Regions from separate parts of the Homo sapiens genome. Here region 2 is linked to region 1. A link is a loop called in an ENCODE intact Hi-C map of the cell type or tissue named here. Cell type or tissue: PC-9. All regions are shown on one strand. Links, peaks and the distances in the headings refer to the core of each region. The heading gives the core; the rest is flanking DNA. Region 1 holds the start of TMEM184A (transmembrane protein 184A). Region 2 overlaps MICALL2 (MICAL like 2).

Evidence for each region. Peaks named below come from ENCODE experiments on the same cell type or tissue, not always from the same donor. Only the 100,000 strongest peaks of a DNase experiment are listed, where the experiment ranks them.
Region 2: it touches region 1 in a loop (9-fold over the local background); 2 of 110 quality-filtered maps call a loop at or near these places.

Annotation. Positions count from the first base shown.
Region 1 is chr7:1,553,992-1,567,788 of GRCh38, forward strand. It overlaps TMEM184A (transmembrane protein 184A), which reads right to left and starts at 2,214. Exons shown (of 9, transcript NM_001097620.2): 1 at 2,123-2,214; 2 at 1,275-1,493. The coding sequence starts at 1,493. PSMG3 (proteasome assembly chaperone 3) reads right to left here. Exons shown (of 2, transcript NM_032302.4): 2 at 13,341-13,797. The coding sequence ends at 13,707. RefSeq lists silencers at 740-922, 2,290-2,359, 2,400-2,489 and enhancers at 1,032-1,832, 1,402-1,696, 1,833-2,632, 5,857-6,357, 6,358-6,858 and 3 more. In PC-9, for the core only: a CTCF peak has its summit at 4,537; a DNase peak (open chromatin) is centred at 5,190; H3K27ac peaks cover 1,413 bases.
Region 2 is chr7:1,449,171-1,457,221 of GRCh38, forward strand. MICALL2 (MICAL like 2) reads right to left here. Exons shown (of 17, transcript NM_182924.4): 2 at 1,070-1,118. Among named protein-coding and RNA genes, the nearest start is that of MICALL2, 6.3 kb to the right of the region's middle. RefSeq lists an enhancer at 2,643-3,194 and a silencer at 5,343-5,637. In PC-9, for the core only: no CTCF peak of the experiment used is centred there; a DNase peak (open chromatin) is centred at 6,331; H3K4me3 peaks cover 1,311 bases; H3K27ac peaks cover 1,469 bases.

The DNA of each region.
Region 1 (13,797 bases), core at 3,361-5,860:
CAGGATTACAGCGGAAAGACGGCCTCCTCCGGGAAGCCCTCTCTGATGGCCTTACAGGAAGGGCCTGCCTCGGCACTGCCTCCGCGGCTCTGCACACTCCAGGCCACACTCATACACGTCTACCGTGGGTTCTGGTTATCTGTTCACAGCTCACTGCAACCTTGAACTGGGCTCAAGCGATCCTCCCATCTCAGCCTCCCAAGTAGCTGGGACTAACAGTGCAGGCCCCCATGCCCGGCTAATAAGCAGTTAATAAACTGTCACTGAGATGCTCCCTCGGAGACTTGTGGCCACCGGTGTCCCTGCCTGCCAGTCTCCTGATGGCCCCCTGCCCCAGCTCACCTACAGATCCATTCCCTACACCAGTGCCCCGTGCACCCGGGAAGCAGCTCTGCCCTCAGCCCAGCCCTCCACAGCCTTCCTGGGCTCCCAGCACCCCCTGAAAGCCACCTCACCGCACTGGGGTCAAGGGCTCTGGACAAATCCCTGCAGCCGTGTGGCCCTCGCGGGCCTACACACGCACTCCCACCCCACCCCTGCGCACACCGCCCTGGCCTCTCTGTGTATCTGAGTCTCTCAGGAGGGTCCTGTCCCTGACTCCCTGCCCTCTCTGCCCAGCCCCTGCCCTCGGGCACCACTTCCTCCTTGCCCCTGCCTGGCCCTTCCTTGCCACAGCGCCTGGCCGCTTCTCTACCTGGGGGCTGTTCTGTTCCCACCTGGGGACTGCTCCGGGTCGGGGGCTGTGTGTGGCTTCGGGCTTGGGGAAGTTGCTTCTCGCCCATCTCCTGCACAGGAGTCCCGGTCCCTCTAACAAGCTGTGACCTTTGCTCCCCAGCTCCCTACAGAGCAAAGTCCAACCCCCTGCCAACCTCCCACCAGCCTTCTCCAGGGTGTCACGCCTCTGGAAGGAGAAGGCCCCTTCCCCTTTCCAGCTATGTGAGCCTGGGAAAGACCTCTGGTCTCTCTGAGACTCAGTCTTCTTGTCTGTGAAATGGGACCACACTGCAGACCTCAGTGAGCCGAGTGACGAGCCTGTGAAATAGCCAGGGGTGCCCGGTGGGCGCTCTGCCCTCAGCCTGGCAGAGATCTCCCCATTTTCAGGCCCAGCTCCCACATGCCACATCCTGGGGAAGCTCATCCCCTCCCCCGTGCCCTGGCCGATCCCACTTCTGACAGCGTCTATAGCAGCGGCACCCAGGGGGACCGGGCTGAGCCACGGCCACGTCCTGTGGAGACCAAGGTCCTGAAGGAGGCTCGGGGGCGGAAGGGCTTACCTGGTGGCAGGTGAGCACCAGGGCAGTCCACACGAAGATCCCCGAGACGCCTCGGGCCAGTGCGGAGGTGAGGAAGAGCCAGGGGGCCCCCTGGGAGCTGTTCCCCATGTGGTCCATCTGCGGCCCAGCTGGCACAGCCGGTGGGGGGCTGGGCTGCGGCCAGTTCGCTGACACCAGGGGGACGCCGGCTGTCTCCAGGATCCCTGAGACATTACTCATCTGCAGAGGGAGGGAGGACACACACCGGGAGGAGTGAGGGCAAAGGTACTGGCTCCCGGCAGCAGGAAGCAGCGGGGGAGGGAGGAGACAGTGAGACGGGAGCTGAGGCTGAGCCACCCACCAGGCCGCACCCCCCACACGGACACCAGCGCCAGGCCCGGCTCCCTCCCTGCTCCGAGCTCAGCCATCGAAGCTCACCCATCAACCACCTGCGACCTGAGGGTCCCACCTCAATTCCCCCTTGTAAAACCAGCTTCCAACTCCGAGTCTCAGGCTTGCAGGGAGCCTGCTTCTTAGGGGACAAAGACCGTCTTCCAGTGGGGCAGAAGAGGGGGAACCCCTGCCGCCCTGCCTGCCCGGGAGGGCTGGGGAGCGGGCGCAGACCAGCACTGCCTGCCCCGGCAGGAGGGGGTGTGCAGCCACCCTCATGGGAGGAGCCGGCCCTCACTGGCTCTGGGACCTGTCCACCCACCTGGGAGCCCGGCTTTGCTGGGGTTCTTGGCAGCCCTGGGTGCCTGTTCCATCTCCCACTAACCTGCTGGGGCCCTGAGTCCACCCTCTCCCACACTCGCAGCCCAGTCCAGCCTCCTCCTCTCCCTCTGGTCTGCGGTCACAGGGCCCAGCTCTACCTTTGCTGGCAGGAAGCACCTGGCCCAGTCCAGGGAGGCCTGGCCTCCAGGGAAGCCTAGCTGGTCATTCTCATGGCCACGTGGCCCCAACTGGAGGCCCCACTGTGGGTGCGGCAAGGCCAGGATCTGAAGGGCTGTGCCAGGCTGGGGCGGGGCGGCCAGTGCCTCACGTCCCCAGTGGCCCACCTGGGCCCCAGGCTGCAGGCCCGTCCCCTCCTGTCCCCTCCCACGGCTGACACCCTATCCTCCCGGTTGTTTGCTGGGTGGCAGCTGGCTCCCAGGAACCTGCTGGCCGCCTGGCGCCCTCACCTGCCTATGCCAGACGGCCAGGCAGCTGCCACCTGGTGGGGACACGTGGGAGAGGTCTGCGGCAGGCCAAGGAGGGCCGGGCTGCAGGAGGAGGGGTGGAGAGCTAATGGTACAGGGTTTCTCTGGGGGGTGACAGGAGTCCTGAAATGAGGTAGAGGCGGCAGGCACACAGCACTGTGGATATACTTACCGCCACCGAATCGTTCACTTAAACCTGGGTAAATTGATGTTATGTGAATTTCATCTGAATTAAAAAAAAAATCCACGCCCCAAGAGATGAGTTGAAAACATTTGTTTTCTGGGCCGGGCGTGGTGGCTCACGCCTGTCATCCCCACACTTTGGGAGGCCAAGGTGGGTGGATCACTTGAGGTCAGGAGTTCGAGACCAGCCTGGCCAACATGGTGAAACGCCGTCTCTACGAAATACGCAAAAATTAGCTAGGTGTGGCAGCGTGCACCTGTAATTCCAGATACTCAAGAGGCTGAGACAGGAGAATCGCTTGAACTCAGAAGGCGGAGGTTGCAGTAAGCTGAGATCACACCACTGCACTCCAGCCTGGGGACAGAGGGAGACTCTGTGTCCAAAAAAAAAAAAAAAAAAAAAAGGAAATATTTCTGGTTTTTGTGGATCAAGGCAGGAGAGGGGGAGTGACAGCCCAGTCCCTGGACCCTTTGGGGTCTGGCAAGGGGTTGCGGGGCCCTGAGGGTCCCTGTCACCCCCATGCAGAGGCCCCTGTGGAGAAAAAACTCACTCACCCCGGCTCCTGGGAGAGGGATGTGGGCCCTCAGCCCACCTCTTGTCCTGTTCTGGTTACGCTTGGGCTCATGCCGCTGGGGCCACCATTACCAAGTCCCGCTCCATGCCCGCAACGGATCCACACACTCCTTGTCCTTCATATCTCCTACCCTCCCACAGCCCTGAGCAACAGGGCTCAAGGGGTTGAGGCTGGAATGACTGGAGCCACTGTTCCCCTTTTATTTTTAATTAATTTATTTTTTGAGACGGAGCCTCGCTCTGTCGCCAGGCTGGAGTACAATGGCGCGATCTCGGCTCACTGCAACCTCCGCCTCCTGGGTTCAAGTGATTCTCCTGCCTCAGCCTCCCGAGTAGCTGGGATTACAGGCGCCCACCACCACACCTAGCTAATTTTTGTATTTTTAGTAAAGACGGGGTTTCACCACGTTGGCCAGGCTGGGCTTGAACTCCTGACCTCAGGTGATCTGCCCGCCTCAGCCTCCCAAAGTGCTGGGATTACAGGTTTGAGCCACCACGTCCGGCCTGTTCCCCTTTTAGAGATGGGAACGAGAGGCGCATCAACGCGTCCAGCATCCTTGAGGGGTCCGTGAGGGGCCCGGGCTGAGGCCCATCCTTCCCTGGGACACCCTGCCTGCTTTTCCCAACTCCTCCACTGACACTGTCCCTCCAGGGAGGCTCCCAGGTGGGGAACAAGCTCAGGAAGTCGTGCCCAGCTCTCAGGCCCGCCTTGCCTAACCTCCCCATCAGCGCCCACCCGGGCCCGGGCCCAGAGCCACAGCATGCACACCCTGGCTGGGCCCTCCTGGAGCCTGCCTGCTCCCCAGGCAGGGACCTTCTGGACCAACCGACCCTGCTCCCGGGTGACTCTGTCCTGCAGCCTCAGGCGTCACCTCTGGAGAGACCATCCCCGCTGTCCCATCACCCTCCTCACTGTGTGTGTGACTCCCTGTCCACCTGTCTGTGTTTGCTGCTGGTCCTCCCTCTGCAGGAGCTGCCAGAGCCTAGAGCTGTGCCCTGTCCATGCTCGGGGCACAGGGCTTGCGGGGTGGGGGCTGTCCTGCTGAGGCGGTGACCCTGTGGGCTAAGGTCTCCCTTTGGCCAGGCAGGGGTGCTGGAAGGCGGTCCCCAACTTCCATCCAGCTGCATTCCCACTGCAGCCACAGGTACTCCTGCCGGCCTCCCACCCGGCCTGCAGAGCCCCAGGCAGTCGGCTCAGCGCGTGTGGATGTCGCCCTCTGGCTGTGTCGGGATCACCGTCACGGACAACTATGAAGTGACGATGGCTGGGGGCCCGTTTGAAGGGTGAAGACTTTGGTGCCTGGGCATGCGCAGAGCTGGAAGGGACCGGGAATCCCCTCATCCAACTCGCTCATGCTACAGGCAGGGAAACTGAGGCCCCAGCCCCTGCTTGATTTGCGTCCAGCCCCCAGCACAGGATGAAGCCTCGGGCCCCTCCCTGGGCTGACGGTGGGAATGGCTGTGCAGACAGCAGGAGGCACTGTGGCTAGATGTCAGCAGGACCGTTTTGGCTGGAGCCAGCAGAGCCAGGCTTCTGGGAGGGCTCTGGCTTCGGGCAGGCTCAGGGCTTGGGCCCCGGACACAGACTGAGGGACCTCCAAAGCTCTGTCTTCCGCCAGAGGCAGATCCTCTGTGGAAAAAGGTGGGGTTTTCTCACAGGGCCAGCTGGGCACTGGACAGGGAGGCCTGCTGATCTCCTCAGCCCACAGCTGTCCCGGCTGAGCCAGATGCGCCAGCTCGGGAACCGTGGACCAAGTGTACTGGTCTGGGGATGTCAGGAGCAGGGCCTGGTCCCCAGGGAGGGGCAGTCGGGAGGTTGACCGCTCTGCCACCTGCTCACAGGGCTCGCCGGCTGATCGAGGCCTCACCCGGTGCTGGTGTCACAGCCTCTGCGCCCGGTCACAGGAGGCGGCAGGGCCGGCTGGGCCTGATTTTTCTGGCGGGGGCGGGACACTGACCAAGCCCATTGCAGGACAGACCTGTCTGCCCAGATCCAGGCGACGGGGCCCTCTGACCATTGTTCACTGCGTCCAGGTGCCCAGAGCTGTGGGGAGGCTGAGAAGCCGCCCAGCCAGTCCCACACCCTGGCCCTGGCACAGCCACCTCCTCCTGCTCTCATGAGAAACCCGGCTGAGGGCCCATGAGCTGTTGCCTGGTTCCAGGCCGGCTGCCCTGCTAGTGCCCACCCCGACCCCCTGCCTGCCCGTCTCTCTGCAGATGCGGACAGGCATGGTGTACCCCCCTGCCTGCCTCCTTCACTGCTGGGTGGAACTCGGGGCGCCCAGGAGCCGCCTCCTCAGGGCTGGCTCATTTGATGTCCCAGGCTGAGCTGCACACTAGGGGGATGAGGTGACCGGTGGGCACCCATCTCAGACACCCGGCTTCCCAGGTCCCGCGGCCCTCCCCTGGGGGCCCTGGCCAGCAGTTCACCAAGGCAGCAGCCCCGGGTGTGAGCAGGGGGTGACAGGGATGGGGCTCCACATCCTCCCGGCTCTGCTTCTGGGATTCCCCCGGCTCCTGTCCACGGGCACGGCCTCCTGAGAGCCGCGTGGGGCGGGCAGGCAGCATGGCCTCCTGGTGACCCACATGCCCCCTCCTCACTGGGGCCGGGGAGCAGCCCCCACAGCCAGGAGGAGCAGGCCCTGGACCACATGCCACAAGCTGGGGCCTGGCTCTGGCTGTGTGAGGTGTCTGTGACCTCAGGCAGAGCCTATGCCAGCCTGGGCCTGTCTCCACCGGCAAGAGCTATGCGGCAGGTCAGGGAGGCCGGGCCAGGGCCTCAGGTTGGCCTCCCTGTCATCTGCCCTTCTAGGGACGTAGGCTGCTGCATGGGAGAGCCAGCCTGGCCAGGCCCTGGGACTCAGCTCCACTGTCTCAGCTGACCTGGCGACCTGGCAGGTCATAGGGGGGCGCTTGCCTCAGCTTCTGACTCTCGAGCAATTCTGTTCTGCCTGAGCCCATCAGCCCCAGATCCCAGGGTGGGGCCGTCCCAAGGATCTGCTCTCTTCCTCCCATAGGTCTCCCGTCCTGTCCTCCGGGGCCAAGCCCCCACCTCCCTGCTCCTGTCCCTGGTCCCTCTGTTGCCCCCATCCCCAGAAAGTCACCCAGGGCCTGCCTATACTTGCCTTCACCTGAGGGAGCTGCCAGCCCTGGGCGTGTACGGGTCGGGGGCACCCTTTCATCTGGAGCCAGGATGGGGGGTGCTCGTCTGGCCTGGACTTGCCAGGCTGGCTGGAGACCCTGTTTGGTGTCCAGGTGCCGTCCTGGGGCCCAGCCTCTGAGGTGGCGGTGAGGCTTAGGGGTTGGCGGACTGTGATTCTCCGAATTTCAAGGTATGTTTTTTTTTTCGAGGAGCCCCCCACCCCATTGAAGTGCAGGGGCTCAGCCTGGACACCATACCCCTCTGGTATGCACCCCCTTCCCCCACACACACACTCTCGCACTCCCACACCCACGCAGCTCACCTCCCTGGTGGCGCTCAGCCTGTCAGGCAGGTTGGCTGCAGGTCTCTGGGCCTGAGGGGGGGGCCAAGGCGGGGTGGGCCTGAAGCTCGGCCCCCGGCCTCCTGGCCTCTGCTGCCGCCTCCTCACAGCGGCGGGCAGCCTGGGTCCCTGAGAGATGATTGCTCCTGAGCAGTGGCCTCTCCCCAGACCCAGGAACTCCTCCCAGCCCCACCCCCTCCCCACCCAGCCAGCCCTACCTGCCTGGGTACAGCTGGCACGGACCACACCCTCCACCTTCCCCCCTGCCCGGATTTTGGGACCCACATCTGTCCACGTGCCACCCCTGCCTCCTGCCATCCCAGCGGGTGTGAGCCTGGACCAATCTCCCTGTCCGGTGGATTTCAGACGTGGGACCACAAGTGGGCTGGGGTCCCGATGCCCCTTCACGAGTGACGCAGCCCCTGCCTCCCCTTCTTTGGCCCCCTCACCCCTGAAAAGTCCCATTCGGGAGCCTGAGGGTGTCGGGACACGGATCGCCACCAAGCTCTGCCCCTGCCCACGCACGCCTGCTACCCGGGTGACTGGAACGTGAGACGCACGCACGAGCTCCTGTGGGCCTGGAAGGTTGGGTCTCCCACCCGGGTGGGGCAGGACGAGCCCCTGTTTGATGGGGGAAGCTGAGTCAGGAGCTGCAGGCCCCTGGCTAATGGGTGGGGGGCAGGGTTGGAGCTGCGGTTTGTTCCCCCTTCCTGGGCTAAACCTTGGGTGGGGGGCGTCAAGCATGGCCCTGGACCCTGATCTTCCCTCCTGTGAAGTGGCCTCCACGGCGCTTCCCCTCCTGGGTGGGCGGGGTGAGGTCAGACGGGCAGGGCAGGTGCGTGTCCCAAGTCCTGTCTGCGAGTTCCATGGAATCCTGCTTAGGAACAGCACTGCTGGCTTCCCTTTCCTTGGAGACCCCTCCCTCCCTCCCCTGCCTTTCCTTCCAGACCCAGTGCCCCCTCCCGTCCTGTGTCCTAAATCATGCCCAGCTAGGGGCAGCTGACCTCTGCCCTCCTCAGGCTGACACCCACCTTGCCAGTGAGCAACTCCCAGCCCAGCTTCGCGCCTTCAGGTGCCGGGGCTCACGGCTTCGTGCAGCCTATTTCGGGGTGTTCTGGGGCCCACGAGAGCAGAGTCTTCATCAAAACATCCCCAGATGTGTGCTTCTTTCTTGCTTCTTCTTTTTTTTTTTTTTTTTGGAGACAGGGTCTCGCTGTGTCACCCAGCCTGGAGTACAGTGGCATGATCTGGGTTCACTGCAACCTCTGCCTCCCTGGCTCAGACCATCCTCCCGCCTCGGCCTCCCAAAGCGTTGGGATTACAGGCGTGAGCCTCGCACCCGGCATTATTTCTGAAAGCGAATCTGAATCCCCAGAGCTCTGGCGCCTTTGGTCTTCTCACAGTTGTTTTGGAATTCACGCATCCTCACTCTCTGCCGGAGCCACCCCTCACCACACACAAGACGGGGTTTGTTGTTTTTCTCGCTGCGATGCCAAACTATAAAACCAGCGTGGCAGGGTGCCTCCCTCAGTCATCTGCACATCATTCCGCTGTCTCTGGTTCATTCCCATCGGTCAGGCCCTCATTCCAGTCTTCCAGTCACTTACCGGGCCTCCTGTTCCAATTCCATTCCCAGGCACTCAACAAGATAGCCGAGGCCAGCTCACTCCGCTGGTCCCCACGTGCCACCGTCTCCCTCCGCAGGTCATTTGTCATCATCCGTCCACGTGGGCCCAGGGCTCTGTCAACCCCCTGGAGAAGCCGCTTGAAATGACAGCCAAGAACAGGGCCCCCACTGGCTCTTCTTGACCTCCAAGGCCCCCAGGTCCACTTAGGAAAAGGGGGTGGTGGGGAGGCTTGGGGAGATTCCCTCGCAGCTGAGCAGAAAACAGTGCTGGACGTCGCACTGTGTGGGCGCAAGGGCATCGCCTTAAAGAGTGAACACTGTCCACTGTCTCGGCCGCAGCGGCTGCCATGGGCCCCGTGTTCATCACTCACAGTGAGCCGTGAGTGTCTGGGAGCTGCGATTCCAGCTGGATCTCTGGGTAAAAACCACAGGCAGCTCATCCTCCTAAAGGAGCAGCAATCCCCAAAGCAGATGGCCCTGCCTGCAACCACAGCTGGCTCCACAGAGCTCCTCGCTGGAGCAGGGGCTGCTCAGGAGTGATGAGGCTGGGAGCGGGCCCAGAAAGCAGAGGGCCGGGGCCCTTCCACAGCTGCCGCCATCTGATTTACAGCACAGGAGCTAGCTGGATGGCGGAGGTGCTTAGCCTTGGTCTGTGTTGTTACCGGCTGCCAGGCGGCTGTGAAGGAGGACCTCGGGAGGGCACTGGGGGGCCAGTCTCAATTATATGCCCGTTTCGGCATCGCCTTCAAGGCGGGTGGCCGTGGGACCCTGCACATGACATGTGGCAGAGCTGTGTGGACATCCCAGGAGCCTCCAGGCAACCTGCCCGCCCCTCCTGAGCCTTAGCTTCTCCACAACCTACCTTTATTTTTTTTACGAAATTAATTTTTTTCTTTATACGCTTTTTTAGATATAGAGATGGGGTTTCCCCATGTTGCCGAGGCTGGTCTCGAACTCCTGGGCTCAAGCAATCTGCTTGCCGCAGACTTCCAAAGTGCTGAGATTACAGGCACATGCCTCCAAGCCTGGCTTTTTGTACTTTTAGTAGAGACGGGGTTTCGCCATGTTGGCCAGGCTGGTCTCGAACTCCTGGCCTCAGGTGATCTGCCTGCCTCAGCCTCCCAAAGTGCTGGGATTACAGGTGTGAGCCACTGTGTCCGGCCTTCATGACTTACCTTTGAAGGGCAGTCATGAGGGCCCAATTAGACAGGACAGGCCTCCCAGGCCTGGCTCTCAGGAGCCAATGCTCTCCTGAAAACAGTCCCGCACCAAAACAGTGCCGCACCAGACCAGCAGGCGTGGAGGCAAAGCCAACCTTGGCCTTGGCAAGAACCATTGCCCTGGTGCAGTTGCGGCGTGAAAGAAAAGGAAGCCGTGGCCGGGCACAGTGGCTCAAGTATGTAATCTCAGCACTTTGGGGGGCTGAGACAGGCGGATCACCTGAGGTCAGGAGTTCGAGACCAACCTGAACAACATGGTGAAACCGCATCTCTACTAAAAATAGGAAAATTAGCCAGGCATGGTGGTGTGCGCCTGTAATCCCAGCTACTCAGGAGGCTGAGGCAGAAGAATCACTTGAACCCAGGAGGCAGAGGTTGTAGTGAGCTGAGATCCCGTCACGGCACTCCAGCCTGGGCGACAGAGTGAGACTCCGTCTCAAAAAAAAGGAAGCCATGAAGGAGAACCACGGGGGCCCCTGACTGGGGGATGGGGGCTCCAGGGCACCCTGCATGGTGATTCCAGCTTCCCCACTCTCTGGGGTGCGGCCTGCTTCCGTGTAAGGAAAATGCGGGGAGCCACTCACGGGGTGAGGATTGAATGGGCAGCCCTGGTGGGAAGGGTGATCCCACGGCCAGTGAGCAGGTCTACTGTTATCGCTAAGGGACAGGTCAGGAAGCACAAGCCGCAGACCCGCATCCGGACTCACACTGGAGCCCCGTCCACGCCGTGTCCCCGCTGGTTACATGAGAGAAGCTGTGGCTCTTCCACAAAACTGTCCGGTTTTTATAGGTGGAGACAGGCATGTATTTAGACAGGCATGTATGTATTTAGACAGGCATGTATGTATGTAGACAGGCATGTATGTATGTAGACAGTCATGTATGTATGTAGACAGGCATGTATGTGTGTAGACAGGCATGTATGTGTTTAGACAGGCATGTATTTAGACAGGCATGTATGTATTTAGACAGGCATGTATTTAGACAGGCATGTATTTACACAGGCATGTATTTACACAGGCATGCATGTATTTAGACAGGCATGTATGTATTTAGATGGGGTCTTGCTCTGTTGCCCAAGCTGGGCTCAAACTCCCAGGCTCAGGCCATCCTCCCCGTCTCAGGCTCCCGAGTAGATGGGATTCCCAGCATGAGCCGCCACACCCAGCGAAAACATCTGACTTTTAGACAAGTGTGAGTAATTATGGGCTAATACCGAATGGCGAGGCTTCTGCCCGGGCACCCGCTCTAAGATATTAACCTGTTGATGTCACACCCTGGCCCCCGGTTCAAGGCTGAGCCCTCGGCAAGCTGCCCCCCGACAGGTCCCCTTCCTCTGGCGGTGATCCTGAGCCGCCCCCCGACAGGTCCCCTTCCTCTGGCAGTCATCCTGAGTCCCCGAAGCCGTCCCGACAGATCCCCTTCCTCTGGTGGTGGCCGAGTCCCCGCAGCCGTCCCGACACACATGCTACCCGCTGGGGCCTCGCTCCTGTGCAGATGCTCCTCCCCTTTTCCTCCCATTGACTCCTTCAAGGCCCTTAAAACTGTGGGCTCAGGTCCCCAAAGAGGCAGACACCAAATGGGACTCAACGTAGGATTTCATGAGGGGCTGGAGACCCCGATGCCAGCCTGCCCGAGGGAGGTTGGGTGGAAGCCCTGGGCAGGGAGTCCTATCTGCCGGGGATGGGTGTGCCTCAGTATCCCCTGGTGGCCCCCCCAAACGCAGACACTGGTGGGGGCAGCGGGCCCCTGCAAGGGGCCCTCAAGCATCGGTGCTTCCTCCAGGAAGTCTAGCAGGATCCCCACATGGGACTCCCCTGCTCTCTTCTTCTCATACTAAGGTTGCCTGACAGCCAACTGGGCTGTGAACCCGCAGGGGCAGGGACCACGGCTGTGGGTGACCCAGCAGGCACCATGGCACTGGGTGCTCAGCAGGTCCTCAATCTCCTGAAGGAGTGAGTCCTTGAAGAGTCAGTTTCCTTCTGTCCCATCTTTAGCAAACTCACCTTCCAAACTCCTTTGAAATCGGACCAGCATCTGAAACGGCCCCTCCCATCCCCTGTCCTCGAGGGTTTCTAATAGCGAGAAAATTGGCCAGGTGTGGTGGCTCACGCCTGGAATCCCAGCACTTTGGGAAGCTGAGGTGGGAGGATCACTTGAGTCCAGGAGTTCAAGACCTGCCTGGGCAACATAGTGAGACTCCCATCTCTACTAAAAATACAAAAATTAGGCGCTCCAGGCATGAGGCAGGCACCTGTAGTTCCAGCTACTTGGGTGGCTTGGCTGAGCATGGGAGGATGGCTTGAACCTGGGAGGTCAAGGCTGCAGTGAGCTGAGACTGCACCACTGCACTCCAGACTGGGCGACAGAGTGAGACCCTATCTCAAAAAAAAAGAAAGAAAAAGAAAATTGCAGGACTTCAGAAGCCATTAGAAATGAGTAGGGGTTAGGCTGGGTGCGGTGGCTCACACCTGTAATCCCAGCACTTTGGGAGGCTGAGGAGGGTGGATCATCTGAGGTCAGGAGTTCCAGACCAGCCTGAACAATATGGTGAAACCCGGTCTCTACCAAAAAATACAAAAAATTAGCCAAACGTGGTGGTGCACACCTACAGTCCCAGCCACTCGGGAGGCTGAGACTCATTTGAACCCGGGAGGCGGAGGTTGCAGTGAGCTGAGATTGCACCACTGCGCTCCAGCCTGGGTGACAGAAGGAGACTCTGCCTTAAAAAAAAAAAAAGAAACAAGCAGGGGTTCAGAATGGGGTAATAGGCGTGACAATTAAAAAAAAAAGAAGAAGAAGAAAAAGGAAAGAAATGAGCAGGATGCATGCCTGTGATCCTACCACTTTGGGAGGCTGAGGTGGCAGGATCACTTGAGGCCAGGAGTTCTGAGACCAGCCTGGGCAACACAGAGACCAGTCTCCATTTAAAAAAAAAAAAAAAGAAAGAAAAAGAAAAAGGGGAATATTCCTTTCTGATTCCACACACACCCTATGCCCGTTTGTTTACAGGTACCTAAGGCAGTAAACCCCCAACTCCCTGGAAGGGCCCACTGGGCGCTCACTTCGCTCCAGAGCCTCGCCTGGTTTCCGCTTCGGGATCCGGTCACCCAACCCAGCTCTCCAGTTGCTGCTGTTTCTCGTGAGACTGTCAGAGTGAAGGGGTCCAAAGCTCCGACTTCCAGCCTCAGAAATCCCAACTCAGGCAGGATCAGCGAAGCGTCCCTCGCAGTGGCTGGAGGGAGAGCCAGGCGGGGCCCAGGCTGCCACTTATCAGGGCTGTAAATGCCACCCTGAGGCCCACGCCTGCCAACACTGCTCCCCACAAGACTAAGTCCTGCAGCCTCAGCCCAGAAGGACCCGCGCCTACCCCCACACGGAGGTCATGTTCAGCCACACCCCAGTGAACCCTGGCGACCCACCCCACAGTGCCCTGCCCTCCCGTGCTCCTCTCTCCTGACCTCTGTGCACGCTGCTCCCTTGACAGAAGCGTCCCCCCTCCCTTGCTATGCAGGATTCAGAGGACAGCGTCTGTCCCCAGCTGCAGCACGGTAACGGGCACACACATTAAGATAGTAAGAGATGTCCGCTGACGGCCACCAGCTTCCCAGCAGGCTCAGAGAAGTTACTGGAGTTGGAGCTGGGTGACAGCGTGCACAGGCCCAAGCATGGGATCCACCCAGTTCCTGGGAACTACGTCCCTCTGCGTTTCTGCCCAACAAGCTTCCCTTCATGAAGCCCATGAAACTGAACTCATGCTGTGCGGCTGCAATGTCTCGCTACTGTTAAGGAGGACAGTGAAGTATTTTGGGATACACATTCGCTTTTAATAAAAAAGAAATTTCCTCCTACAATTGATCCTGCACACGGGGGGGCCATGAGCCACGCCTGCTGACTCATTCCTCCAATTCTCAAACACAAGCAACGATTCAGGTCCTGGTGAGAACCATTCACGACTCCTCCGGGACCTGTTCCACCCTCCCCGTCATGCACAGATGATCTTAGTAACCAGAGTAAGAGTCTGCCTGAGACACGAGTCTTTTTTCCTGGCTCCAAGGGCTAGTGCCAAAGTTCCTCCCTCCACCGGGGAGGGAGGTGAGACTTGAGTCCCTGAGTGGGTGTCTGGGTGTTCACGTGTCCTGCTGAGCAGCGCGGGGCGGCTGCCTCCAGGTCACCACACCTGGCACACCCGGATCACCTCCCTCAGCGCCTTCAGCCCCTCCATGCTTTTGTCCTTCACGGCCACGGCGAGGAGGACTGCT
Region 2 (8,051 bases), core at 5,316-7,815, 100 kb before region 1:
CAACAGGTGAGGGCCGCTAGAGGCTGAGACAGGGACTCGACAGCCCACGCCGTCCAGCCCAGCAGCCGCCGGCCAGGCATGGCTGTGAGCATGGGAAGTGTGGCCGGCACACTTGAGGAACTGGACTTGTTTATTTATTTATTTTTATTTATTATTATGTTTTTGGAGACAGAGTCTCACTCTGTTGTCCAGGCTGGAGCGCAGCGTCAGCTCACTGCAACCTCCACCTTCCGGATTCAAGCAATTCTCCTGCCTCAGCCTCCTGAATAGCTGGGATTACAGGTGCGCACCACCACGCCCCACTAATTTTTGGTATTTTTAGTAGAGACGAGGTTTCACCATGAACTTGTAATTTTAGTTCATTTTAATTAAGTTAAAGCTTAAGTTCAAATTGTCCCCGTGCTGAGCAGGGCAGTGCCGGCCGGGCAGGTATGACTGTCTTCAGTGCTGACCACTGTCCCCGCTGAAGGCCAGCTCCGGGGGCAGGGACGTGGCCGGGGCCTGCCTGGCACAGCACAGGACATGCCTGCAGGGCGCGTGGTGAGTCTGCCGGTGCCTCTGCCCACGAGGGAGCGTGGTGCTTATTCTGCAGCAGGCAAACTGAGGCTGCACACAGGGAAGGGCCTGGAAGCTGGGGTGAGCAGGGCAGGACTGGAATCCTGGCAGGGCCGGAAGGCAGGTCCCATGTGGTGGGAGTGGCAGCAGGCCCACTGGGACCCATCCACAGCCCCCCACAGCCACCCCCAGACCCTTGTTCTGCCTGAGGCAGACTGGGCTGAGCCCCCTTGCAGTGAAGTAGGGTCCCCAGCCACCTCCTGGCACCTTGCTCCCCAGCTCAGGAAAAGAGGGGACCAGTATGCCCTGGGTGCCAAGATAAGAGGCTATTTCTAGAACGCTAGGGTCACCCAGCCCAGGACGCGTTGCCGGGCTGGTCAGGGAGCCCCCGATTCCCAGGCAGGACTCCCAAGGCAGGTGCAGGGCCTGGGGGGAGTCCCTCGGTCCCTCGGACGTGGGTGGGGCTCAGCAGGCTGGCTAAGCCAGCTGTGAGGCCGGGGCGGGGGCCACTCACCAGTTTATTGTTTTCATAAATATTTTCCTTCTTGAGAGCACTGAAGTTTCTGGAAGATAAAAACATGATGTCCAAAGCAGCTCAGAGTCCACGAAGGGAGGGGCTGGAGGGCCTCAGAGGTCATCTTGCCCAAACAGAGAAACCGAGGCCAGGATGGGGGGCTGTGAAGGAATGAGGTGGCACAGGACCACAGGTGGGCAGAGGCCAGGGCTCCCGGCCCTGCTCCGGCCACGGTGATGCTGCTGGGACCGTAGTACGACATCAGACGGCCCCAGCTTCACCTCCTGTACCCTGACAGGCCGCCCCTCACCAGTGCTCCTGCCACAGTCAGAGGTGGCAGGAAGCAGGCCTGGGAGGTGAGGTCACCAGCCCAGGGCGGTTCAGCACAGCTCAGCTCGGAGGGGGCTCTTCCCATCACAACGCTTGGTGACCAGGTGGGTCGCAGAGGCCTGATGCCCCCAGAGGACCACAGGGAACGGAGGAGAGAGGCTCCCAGGGCAGGGGACGGCACCATATGCAGAGAGGGCCAGCCACGCTGCCCCCGAGGGCAGGACAGGCCCCGGATCCACCTCGTCCCACACATCATCGCTTCTGTTGTTGGAAGGGTGACTTCTGTTCACCCTGCAGTGAAGGGTGTCCTTCTCAGCGCTTCACAAATACCAACCTAAGGCTCACACCCGACCTGTGGAGCAGACACCGGTTATGTCTGCATCTCACAGAGACAGCGGCTCGGGGACCTGCCCCAGGTCACACAGCGGGGAGACAGCTGCCAAGCCCACTGAGGTTACATGGTTCTCTCTTTGGGTGGTGGAGTGCCTTCCCAGGTGCTCAGCGAGGGCCCAGCCTCACCCCTGACTCGCACACTACACCACAGGGATGCAAGGGTCCCGGGAAGTTCCCGAGGTGAGGTCCCCGGCCAGCCTGGACAGCAGGGCCCTTCTGGGGACGCCAAGAGGACAGCCCCACGTGACCTCCAGCTGGTCCTGGGACTCCTGATGGGCACCTTGGGAGGATACCCTGGGCAGAAAACACACCAAGATCCCAGGAGGCCCCAGCCCAGCCCCAGGCCCTCCGACAAAAACCACCAGGCTCCCAGCACGGGCTGCGGCTTCTGGGAGGGAGGGTTGGTTAAATCATGATCTGGAAGCCGGGTGCAGTGGCTCACACCTGTAGTCCCAGCTACTCAGGAGGCCAAGGCAGAAGGATTGCTTGAGCCCAGGAATTCGAGATCAGCCTGGGTAACACACTGAGACCCCGTCTCAGAAAAACAAAAATATAGTGATCGTGACCCGTCTGTCCACGTTGCTGCCTGTGGGGTCCCGGACAGCAGCTGCTGCCATGTCAGCGTGAACTGGACTGTTCTAGAAGCTTCCTGGCCCCACAGAGGGAGCTGGGGCTGCAAGCCGTGTCCTGCCTCACCCCGGCCTGCATGTCTGACCCCGGCCAGCCTCGGTCTCAGGGCCTCAGTCTCCCTGTCTGGGAGGACAACCGCAGCTCCTGGTGGCGAATCTGACGGCCGTAGCTGCAGCAAACAGGAAGGCTGGGCAGGTCTCAAACGGAGAAGTGGGGGCCGAGACCCCTGTGGCCACGCAGCCTGGGCGGCCTAGTTCTGAGCCCAGCCTGCACAGCCCTTGCCAGGCCCTGACCCCCATAAGAATGCTCCGAGGCCCGGACAGTGAGCCCATTTCACCTGTTTCACAGATGGGGAAACTGAGGCCAGGCAGCAGCCACACGGTGGGGTGGGGGCAGTGGGATGGGGGCTGCAGGCTGCCCACCTCTCTCCTTAGGAAGCCCCCGCCCCGTCCGCCTGCAGCCCTGCCGTCCATCAATCTGCTGGGATCCTTGGGAACCCTCCACCGTTTCCAGCTTGGACCCCCTCCCAGGTAACAGGTTTCAGACGGCAGGACCACCCGTCTGCACAGGCGGAGCTTCTGCACGCCGGACAAGATGGGGCGCGGACTCCTCTCCGTGTGGACAGATGACGAGGAGCCCCCTCCCTGGGCTCAGTGGCAGCGAAAGCGGTTTCCGTCTGCTCGGGCCTGGGCCGATGCCTCTGTCTGCCTGGGCTTGTCCCCCGAGAGGGTGTGACCCGAGGGCACGTGGGTGGCTGTCTATGCCCAGGGACTCTGCAGCCATGCTGGGCGTCAGCCTCAGCCCCCAGGGCTTAGGAGCCGGCTCTCCCTCCCTCTCTCCCCGCCCCCAGCCCTTTGAAAGCTCAAGCTCTTCTGCAGACCTTCCCTAGGGTCACTGACCAAAGCGGCCATGTCCCCGGAAAGAATGCCCGGACGGCCGGGAGGGCAGTGTCACAAGTCTGTTTTTTCTCTAAACAAGCAGGAGGAGGAGGCTGTCTGCCTCCCGCACTTGTTTCCGTCCACCCCAGGGGCCAGCAGCGGCTCTGTCCAGTGGGTTTCCCTGCAGGGCCATCTCACCCCCAGACCCACAGTCAGGCTCTCAGAGCTCCAGGCAGATCAGAGCACCCCAGGCCCTCTGGACACACCAGAGCCAGTGCCCACACGGCACAGGTCTGGGCTGCGAGTTCAAGCATCGCGGCCTCAGGATGAGGTTCAAGCTGCATTCGGGGCGTTTGAGGCCTATTCAACTGGGCTGCACCACCCCGGCCGGTCCCACAGCCACCACCCATCCTGCCCCAAGCTCCTTCCCCAGGGCCGGCCCTCCAGCCTCCAGACCATGGCTCCACTCTCCCGGCACAGAACAGCTTTTCCCACACTCCGCCCGATGCACCCGCCAGGCCCTCCCCAGATGCACCTTGCTGTCCCCGAGCTCACACCCCCGGGGCCCCTGAGCAGCTGAGCTCAGGGGCCCGATGCTGGCAGAAATCGCCGCCAGAACCGTCTCGCAAGCCCCACCAACATCGCCAGGTGGAGACCCCACTCGTGTCTCCAGGAGCCCCCCAAGAAAATGACACATTGGAGCCCTAACCTCCAATTCCACCACGTGACCTTATTTGGAGACAGGGTCTTTCTGGAGGTGAGAATTCATTTTGCCTCCTTTGGAGATAAGAGAATTCAAACAGGGTTCTTTGCGGGGAGCCCTGGTCCCATGGCTGGTGTCCTCATAAAAGGGAAATGTGGATGCAGATACAAACTGACAGGGGAAGAGGATGTGAAGGCACAGGGCGAAGACGGCCACCCCAGAGCCAAGGAGAGAGGCCGGGAAGATCCTCCCTCCTGCCCCCAGGAGGGCCCAGCCCTGCTCACACCTCCGTCCGGGACGTTGGCCTGCAGAACTGCGGGAGGACACTTTCCGTTGTTGAAACCGCCCGTTTGGGGGACCTTGCAAGGGCAGCTTGAGCAGGTGGACACCCCTGTCCTTGCCGGACAAAAATGCATCAGCTTCCCCCCACTCAGCAAGTGACCAGCTACCCATGGTGAGACGGCTGGAACTGGGACACAGCCCCAGCCACCGCTGCAAACCTGCAGGCTGTGGGATGGGGGCTGCAGGTTGCCCACCTCCGAGACATGGCATCCTCCAGGGTTTAATCTTCTCTTATTTGAAGCCTCAGAATTAAAATCAGGTATACCATGGCCCGGCTCCAAGACACACACCGTGGGCCAGGCACACAGTCGGTGCCCTATAAATGCGTGTGATGCATTTGTTCTGTGCTTGGTGAGATTTCTGTGGCAGTAACTTATTCTTTCAACACTGGCTGAAGGAATGAATTTGCCGTCTGTGTGTCGGTCACAAGATTTGCCCTGGCCAACTCTCCACCGTGCGTGCCCCTGCCCGGCCACACCTGCCCCCACCACCCCTCTAACTGACCCACGACCATCAACTTCAGCCCATGGAGTCCAGCCGGCCTCTGCCCCGGCGCCTCTGGGGGCTCTTGGGAATGTATACCCCCCTCCAAATTCCTGGGTGGCCGACATCACACTGTTTACTTCCTGGAACAAGATTCCGCCATGGAGTGGGGAGGGCGGGGGGGTGCAGGACTTGGAAGGGAAGGAGCCCCAGCCGAGGCACATCCAGCACATCAGGAGAGAATCCCACGGAGAAGGGAGCAGAGGGAGTGGGGAGAGGCAGGTGGACGGACAGAGAGAGCTGGAGAGAGAGAGGAAGACCCCAGCGGAGATGGTGGAGGGAGGCCCAAGAGAGACAGGGACCAGATGGCACAGTCGGGATGGCAGAGAGGGGACTCGGGGAAGGAGCAAACCTCAGAGACAGCGAGGACATGGCCAGGCAGAGCTCAGGAGAGGAGGGGGTGGGCAGGGGGCGGTGACGACTGGGGAGGGGAGGCCGCAGAGCCCCCACCTTGCACACTGGGCCTCTGGAAGGAAAGTGTGGGGCCCTGGGCAGTCCCCCTGCAGTAGGTGGACAGGCAGCCCCCTCCCGCGCCCGTCCTGGAGGGTTCCGGCCAGAGGCGGCCACAGAGGTCTGGCTACAGGCCCTGGGGCAGGAACAGAAGGCCTCTGTCCACAAGCAGCTTCCTGCTGACCCAACCCCGCGTGGGAGAGGAGGTCAGCCCACCCTCGGCCCTGGCCCAGGAAGTGAGGGCACTGCCTGGGAGCTTCTGGGTGGGGGCCTCTGCGTGAGTCTCTCCCCTGGCCCCCAACAATAGTGGTGTCTCGGGGAGCCCCGCCACCCTTGGGAGCCACTGCTGGAGGGCTCCATGCACTGCACAGCGGCCGCCCCAGCCACCCCCACTTCCTGGCCCAGCCCTGAGCCCGCCTCCAGAGCTGCAGGGACCAGGAAAACTTAAGGGACCCTGCCTTGGAACTGAGGGTGCAGCAGAGACCCAACTTCACGACACCCTCCCAAGGCCTGGCCACAAATCCGACAAATGCCCCCAGCCACGAACCCCAAGAAGGAGGCCGCAATGTTCTCCCACCTGCTGGACGGCTTCCTGCGCCACGCACAACGCCTGCCCTCCCTCCAGCCCTGCTCCCTCCCAGCCCAGACACGCTGTGCCCCCTGCCCCATCTGCCCGAGGGCTGTGCCTGGAGACCTGCTTGGGCCCAGGAATGAAAGGAGCCAGCCCATGGCAGAGCTGCTCCAGCCCCGACAGGCTGACTGGCTGAGGGAGGTGAGGCGGGAGGTGGGGCTGTTTGTTCTGGGTGGTTTCTGAGCTCACCTGGCTGCCCAGCTGCCCTGTGACACCAGTATGGAAACAGCGCCCGGGGGCAGGCGCCCTGAGGCCTGGCTGCAGAGAACCCACAGCCGCAGGTGAGACAGGGCAGGCGGGCACAGGCAGGCTGACCAGGCAGGGGACCCGCCCACCCTGCCACCTCCTGGTGGGCGTGGCTGGGCGATCCTGTTTCCTGGCCGTAAAGCGGAGATTCACGGACACCTCTCTGTACCTGTGGGGCTCCCCAGTGTGGTCACACGTGGCTCAAGGAGCCGGAACATGGTACACAGGAATGTCCGGATCCCCGCCCCCTCCACCCGGGGTCGGTGGGGCAGAGGCAGAACCAGGAGCCCGGGTGCCCCACCTGGCTGGCCTGGCGCCCGAGCTGGTTCCTTCACAGCTGCTCTCCCTGAGGGCCAAGCGGAAGTGCTCTCTGCGTGCAGCAGGAAGGACTAAGGCCAGACAAAGGGAAGGACTTCCTGGTGGCAGAGCTACAGACAGGGAGACAGGACGTCCACCCTTCTGCTGTCAAGGGGTCTTCACTGGAAGGAGAGGGGAATGAGGTGGCAAGGGCGGGGCCTCACACAGAGTCTGACCTCAGAGCTGCCCTGAGAGGACAACCGGTCTGTGCCTGTCCCTCACACGCGTTTCCTCCCTTCCTGAAGACTACTGGGGACAGGAGGGACAGCCAAGGGCTGCATGAGGAGACCTCCACCCCAGCCACCACCTCATCCAGAGGTACGGCAGGGAGCAGAGGCTGAGGGCACGGGATGGGGGTGATGAAGGCACAGAGGCAGGCACGTCCAAAGAGCCAGGGGCCAGGCGCGGCGGCTCACATCTGTAATCCCAGCGCTTCGGGAGGCTGAGGCAGGAGGATTACTTGAGGCCAGGAGTTCAAGACCAGCCTGGGCAATATAGCCAGAACCCATCTCAATTTAAAAAAGAAACAATATGCTGAGTGAAAGTAGCCAGACACAGGCCAGACGCAGTGGCTCGCGCCCATAACCCCAGAACTTTGGGAGGCTGAAGAGGGCAGATGGATCACTTGAGGTCAGGAGTTACACACCAGCCTGGCCAACATGGCAAAACCCCGTCTCTAGAAAAAATATGAAAATCGGCTGGGTGTGGGGGTGCACCCCTTTAACCCCAGCTACTTGGGAGGCTGAGGCAGGAGGATCACTTGAACCTGGGAGGCGGAGGTTGCAGTGAGCTGAGATCGCACCACTGCACTCCAGCCTGGGCGACAGAGCTAGACTCTGTCTCAAATAAATAAATAAATAAATAAATAGATAAAATTAAATTAAAAATAAGAAAATTAGCCAGGCATGGTCCCAGCTACTCGGGAGGTTGAGGTGGGAGGATTGCTTGAGTCCAGGTGTTCAAGAATGCAGTGAGCTAAGACGGTGCCACTGCACTCCAGCCTGGGCGACAGAGCGAGACTCCAACTCTGGAATAAAAGCAAAGGGCCCAGGCACCCATACAAGCGCATGTCCCCACACCCTGGTGCACACCCGACCCCCATGACACTCCGGGTTTTCCATCAGCCAGGGTCTACAGAGGCCCCCACGCCCCAACACCCATGGAAGCCTGTACTAGCTTCTTCCTACTGCCGTAACAAATTGCCACAAACTCTGGGGCTTAAAACACCAGGAATTTGTTTTCTCACGGCTCTGGAGGCCGGACTCCGACATCAAGGTGTGGGCTGGGCCTTGCTGCCTAAGGAGGTTCTCGGGGAGGGTCCTTCCTGCCTCTTCCAGCCCAGGACACCCTTGGCTTGTGGCTGCACCTCTCTGATCTCTGCCTCCAAGGGCACATGGCCTTCTCCTCTGTCCTTCTGCACGTGGGCACCTACTAAGCTCCTACCATATCTACTGAACCCCAACTGAAAGGCCCTTATCT